Linked DNA regions of Mus musculus: region 1 is linked to region 2. A link is a contact called in ENCODE Hi-C or POLR2A ChIA-PET data. All regions are on one chromosome and are shown on one strand. The core of a region is the stretch at or near the end of the contact, and the rest is flanking DNA. Distances in the headings are between cores, read along the strand shown. Region 1 overlaps Grb10 (growth factor receptor bound protein 10). Region 2 holds the start of Fignl1 (fidgetin-like 1).

Region 1 (3,095 bases), core at 339-2,838, 130 kb after region 2:
TGGGGATAAGTACCAAGGAGTCTTTAGAATCGCACTTTGATAATAAAGTGTACCTCTGTGCTTCTGGGGAGCAGGAGTGGTTATACTCTCAGTATCTTCACTAGAGAATGACTTTAGCATCCATGGGTTCCAAAACAAAAGCCAAAAGCAAGGCATGCTGCAATGAGGTTCCCACAGCCTTGACTGTTAAGGGTCCACTTACCATAGGTGCGTTGAAAGGAGGGGGCAGACCCTTCCTCTGTGGGATGCGATAGTTTTGGTACAGGAGCATTCCGTACTGAAGAGGAAAGACTAGGGTCAGTACCAGCACCCGAGGGCTCCCCCAGCCCCAGCCCACAGCAAACCCCACAGCTGGGAGGGCAGTGCTGATACACAAGAGCCAAGTACTCTGTCAAAGGTCCCCCACCCCACCCCCCAGGAGTGTAACAGGCTGAAGATGGTGCACATCTGTTCAGTTCTGCCTCAGAACTTCTATCTTGGGAGAGAGGGGAGCTGAAGGGAGAGGGAAACAAACAGGGCAACAACACAGTTCATAATACCAAGGTCAAGAATAATTGCCTTTCCTGAGTTCTGTATGAGTCAAATAGTTACTACCTATTTTAATGATCGATACACTATCATCAGCCCCACTTTACAGATAATGGCACAGAAACACAAAGGAAGGAAGCAAGTGATTCAAAGTGACAAGAATAAGCATTGAGAACCTGGTGCACACAGCCAGTTCTAAAGCTGATCTCCAGAGGACAGAGGTTTCATATACTTTAAACAGCCCTCAAACCATTGATTCAGAACACCAAATTAGAAAATTATGATAGCAAGCGAGCAGGCACCAAGAAGAGGAAATAAAGTCATGAAGTGGGTACACCATCCTCTTGACCTTCCTTCATGAGACACAAGCTTTCTTGTAGCTTTTGGTCCTATAGGAACACTCCTCCCTAAAGTACAAACATGTACAACATGACAAAACTATGAGTGTAAGTCTTCTCCTGGGAGAGGAGAAGAGAGAGGACAAGCTAAGACAAGTGTTTGAAGTGAAAATCACCAAGAATTCCTTCTGATTGCTGAGAAGATACCAAACTATAGAGTCAAGAATATATAAATCAGACACATCACGAGAAAACTGCTAAAAAACAGAAAAAAAAATCAAAACAAAAATGGTTGACATTTTTACATAAATGAGAGCCACAAGACAAAGGATAGTGAGAAATTACTGCTACTAGTGAGCTGTTCGTTCAATAATGTAGGCAGGACCAAGAGTTTCTAGGGTTCATATTATAGCTTGAGTTCATCTAGTTCCAGAAAAGAATACATGTTCAGGGGAAAATTTATAGTGCAAATATACAGATGATTAAAATAAAATCTGAAAATACAAAGCACAGCAAAAGGTTGTCTTAGGGATTTAACTATGCAGAGAATGATTATCCACAACATGAACATTTCAGATAGGGCACGGAGAAAACTCTTATGTCAGCCTGACTGTGGTGAAGGGATCAAGTAACATGGCTTTTTAGTAAGTTAAAGATGCATGTTGCTGTGCTGGGCTACCCACTGGAGAGCAGTGGCCTCTGAGTCATAAGAATGGCCAGACTGATAATACGTGCTTAACTGGGGCCCTAGGCCAGACCACAAAGTCTATGTTAAGAATGTGACTCATGCTGCCTCTGGGGCCATGCTAGGGACTAAGGCCAGCCACATAAACGATGGGCCTATATGGCCAACAATGCATGGAAATTGGGGTCTACCCTAAGACTTGGGTGAGCTTCCCTGGTCAGTAAAGCTTTGGGTAAACTATCATACATTTTTGTCAGTAGGTTCAAGTAGTGTGTGTGTGTGTGTGTGTATAATTCTATATATACATACACCTGACTCCTCTCTTCTGGATTACATTCAGGCCGTTAACTCACACCTATTTTCCCTTTCACTGTAATAATGCATAAGAGCTTTGCTGAATTTGTAACCGTAGCTCATTAATGGGGGGTGGGGGTGGGGGTGGGGATCTAGAGTGACACTCCAACTAAGAAACTCTAAAATATGTACTCTTTTAAGTAACAATACAGCATCTCAAGTAGAAAACCCCAAATTTGATTTTAGGATTGAATGATAGGCCTGTGTTAAAACCTAGGCAAGTGTGTAAAATTACTCCAGGCCATGTGCAAGATATATGCATGAAACAAATGTATCTCATGTTTAGACAAACATTCCTGGGTCAGCAAAAGCCAAAGTGTGCCTGGTGCCAAGTACTTTGGAGAAGGGCCTTTCCATCTGGGACTATACAAGTTTGGGAGTATAATACTCTTCAATTTCCCGTTCTCTTGCCATGTCCCTTCCTTGTTACTTGGCTTGAATGCTGTTTTCAAGACACTTAGTTCACTGACTTGAAGCTGTATTTCTTTTTTCTTTTAAAACACGTACTCAACATTAAAAATTTGTCTCCGAAATTCTGCTGTAATTTCAATCTGTGGTACTTTTATAACTCAACTGACATATCTTCTGATTTTCTTTTGCCTTCTCTCCTTGACCTATGAATTATTTTAAATAGATCGTTTCTATAAGTAGGTATAAAATTATACTTTATTTGCATTGGATTTTTAACGCATTTTTTAAAATCTCAGTTACTAAGGAAGTAGACTGTTTTCACATTTATTGTTTTTAAAGACTACAAATTCACACTTTGTACTTAAGACTATAAGGCCCTACATGGTGGTAGTTGTATTCACACACCCTCTTTAAGTTGTTAAGCCATTAGCCATTTATGTACCAGCTGTCTATAGAGTTCCCTTCTTTCATTTCCCTTTTATTTTAGTTGACTGGGCTTTAAAGATACATGTATAGTCCAATTAATGTTATTTCCTTTGTGTGCCCTAACAATGTTTCCTGCTTCATTGCCATGTAGCCTTTCACTTCCTATTCACATCAAACTAAATGTGACTCTCCCAAACAGCCGAGGATTAAGGTGACAGTGGACTGTTTTGTTTCTTTGTGTAAAGAGACAACAGCCATGTCTCCACATTCAGAACTTGCCGTGTTAAGAAATATCTTTCTGGGCTGGCGAGACGCCTTCGAGAGTAAAGGTACTTGTCACCAAGCCTGAATCT
Region 2 (3,026 bases), core at 103-2,602:
TCATTTTAACCTTTGTGCTTGATAGAAATCTATAAAGTATGGGCAACCGAGTTACATTTCAATTTTCTTTACTTTGTTAATTTTCTGATTAAGAATGTTTTGGTCATTCAAACTAGACAGGAAGCTTCTGCAAACAAGAACTACTTCTCATTGTATTTAGATTTTCTTTAGTACGTAGTTCATGGTATCCACTAAAATGATTAAAAACTGGAGGGCCTACTATATTCCAGACATCATTTTTGAACTTTACAGAACTCTAGTTTACTAGTGGCAAAGTAGCATAGGAATTTAGAACACAGGATCTGAAGCTGTAAGACCTAGCTTTAGACACTGGACATAAAAGTTTTAATTAATTGTAATAAATTGGGGAAGTCTGAGAGCAACTTGCAGGAACTGAATTTTCTCTTTTTACCAGGACAGTTCTTAGGGATTCAGGTCCTCAGGTTCGGCAGCTTTGACCCACTAAGCCATTTCCCAGGCCCTGAATTCTGAATACATAATCTGTTCTTTCAGCAGTGACTCTGAGAATATCTCTTAAGCTATGTCGTCACCTGGGGAGAAACAGCGTGCACCATTATTTAGCTGACAGGTTGTTGCATTATAGGGTCCCCAGAACTTAGAAATATGATAGATTATGAATTATTATTTCTTCCCTTTGGAAGGTTCCCCCCTCAGGCCGTAGCGACTGCGTATGGCCTGGAACCAGTTATCACAACTGAAAAGTATCTTTAGTCCAACTGCTCGGGGTCAGGAGTGTGTCTGATTTCTAGGTATTGACACATACATCAGGTAGGGGACTCCATTCTAAATACAACTCACGTATACTTAAAATATACATTAGCTACATAACCAGACGGTTAACTGTAGATACTATTTTCTGAGCAGGAATGAATTTAAAAAAAAAAAAAAAGTTTCATGATGAGGATGTTATTTTAGGCGTCAAGTTCAGATGCTGGAGCATTTCTGATTTTCGGAGAAAATTCACCTGTGTTAGTATTGCCGAAAGCACGAAACTCAAAATGAGTACATTTAGGTGGCAAACCAGCTACAGCATTCCCAGCAGTCCTAGCGGGGGGTAGCTGTGGCTGACTGACCCCAAACCGTCACGCCCAACGGCGTCCCTCAGCCCCAGCCGCCGTCTGGCCGCGGGCTTCCCAAGGCCACCCTCTCCGACAACCCGAGGCCAAGAACGGACAGAAGAAAACAAAACCAAAGTACACCCGGCATGGCAACCACAGCCTCCGCCCGCCGGCTTAGCGGCGAACAGCAGCCTACCGGGGCCCACCTGTGCTCCCTGCCGGGACCGCAGCCACCGAAAAGCGCGCCTTTCGAAGTGCGCCTGCGCGAAGTGACGGCTCGGCCCGCGTTGCGCATGCGTGTAGAGTAAGGGCGGCTGAGCGCGCGCTGCACGCAGCGTGAGGGCGGAGTCTCGGAAGGCCTGAGGTCACCGCCCAGGCCTTAACGCGGGAATTTGGGTTTCCGGCCCGCGCTCTATGAGGGAGATTTAGCCCGCGCGGTGGCGATAAATCTAAGCAAACCCTTGGCTTCCCGTTCACTGCAGCCTTAATATGTTCTTTTTGCCGAGCTAGGTGCTGCAAAGGCACCTAGGCAGAGGCAGTGAGAGAGGAAAGAAAGCTCAGGAGTGTAGAGAGCACGAGTCCCCTGGGAGGGCGAAAGCGGCCCGGGAGGGGGAAGGGGAGGTGTAGCCTCCGGGCCGCCACTCCAGAGCCTGCCCGCCCCGGCGCCCTCCGGCCTTAACCAGTTCAGCAGCAGCTATCAAATAGTGAGACTCGAATACAGGAAGGTTTAGCAAAGGCTACAGCCAGCATTAGACGGAATACCGAGATTACCGAAGTAGTAGCTGGCAGGGGTCCAGTAAGAACTGAAGAGCTTTTTTTTTTTTTTTTTTTTAAAAAAACTAATCGTAGGTAGCTAAAACATGGACAGTCCTGGAGTCACCGAGGGAACTTTCCCCTCATAGCTTTGGGCCCCACCTCACCCCACCCCCACCTCTCTATTACCAACCAAGACGGCTTGCAATTTGGGGAGAGGTCACCAAGGGTTAGGTTCTTAATTGTTTGTATAGGCATAACAAGCCATTGGGTCAGGCTCCAAGCAGTCGGGAGCTGATTGTCAGAGAGGGGAGAGGAGGGGGGCTGTGCTGGGTTGTTGGGTGGTTTTTTTTTTTTTTTTTTTGGTTTCTTTGTCTACAACCCTCATCGCTAAGCCTGCCTGTTTTCACTGGGAAAACTGTACTTTTCTTTTATTCATCCTATCTCCTTCAAATACTGACCAACACTCCTAACCCTGCTTGCTCTACGGCTCTGGGCATTTTTAATCAGGCTGAAGACCTTCCTTACCCATGCAGCCATTCCCAGGCCTGCATTGTTGAGCCTGCCTGCCTTTCTGACCTTTAACTCCAAAAGCATGGTCTCTTTTCCCCTTATCCGTCTGCCTCCTCCAGAGGCTGCCAACATGTCTAGCTTGTCTTATTTTTCCCCTAAATTCAAAATTGCCTTTCGGTTTCCTACTGAGTCTGGGTTTTGTTTTGTTTTAATTATTTTTTTATAAGACCAGGAATCCTGCAAAAAGCAACATTATTCTCTGGCGTCCGTCTTTTTTAAATTGGCTTTGTTAGGCTCACAACCCAGTGTCTACTGTGGAAGAGTTTAAGGCTTAAGCTATGCAAGTAGTAAACTTGCTGACCGAGAACACAAACTGCTTTTGATAGACTCTATTTTCATGGTCAGAAGTTATTGGACCTGCAAGAAAGAAATTGCCACCTAAGCAGACAGAACTGGTCCTTGGTGGGAGAGCTTCTTCTTGTTTATGTATTTATGAGTTTATAACCATAATCTCAGACAATGCTTGTTACAGTTCAGCTGGCTAATTTGTTTTGATCAGAGAAAATAAAATGATCCCAAATAATATGCATCCTCTGCCAGAAAAATTGTGTTTGTAAGCTAGCAAGATGTCTCAGGTAAAGGTATTTATTTCCTGTGCAACCTTGGTGGCCTTAGTGTGGC

What was found. Hi-C counts contacts between places; a loop is a spot of excess contacts on that map. ChIA-PET counts read pairs that join two places held with the same protein, here RNA polymerase II (POLR2A).
Region 1: a loop to region 2 is called in a map of mouse trophoblast stem cell, with 2.6 times the contacts of the local background. The contact joins the enhancer-like site here to the promoter of Fignl1 in region 2. A Hi-C loop is called at or near these places in 1 of 37 maps with a recorded cell type or tissue (mouse trophoblast stem cell). POLR2A ChIA-PET finds 5 or more read pairs at or near these places in 5 of 5 experiments (Patski and embryonic stem cell).

Annotation. Positions count from the first base shown.
Region 1 is chr11:11,938,208-11,941,302 of GRCm38, forward strand. It overlaps Grb10 (growth factor receptor bound protein 10), which reads right to left. Exons shown (of 17, transcript NM_010345.4): 12 at 203-277. Among named protein-coding and RNA genes, the nearest start is that of Ddc, 42 kb to the left of the region's middle. Within about 2 kb of position 1,589, at least 1 of the 3 ENCODE cell types and tissues checked has a DNase peak (open chromatin) inside an H3K27ac peak, as active enhancers do.
Region 2 is chr11:11,807,610-11,810,635 of GRCm38, forward strand. It overlaps Fignl1 (fidgetin-like 1), which reads right to left and starts at 1,353. Exons shown (of 3, transcript NM_021891.3): 1 at 1,286-1,353.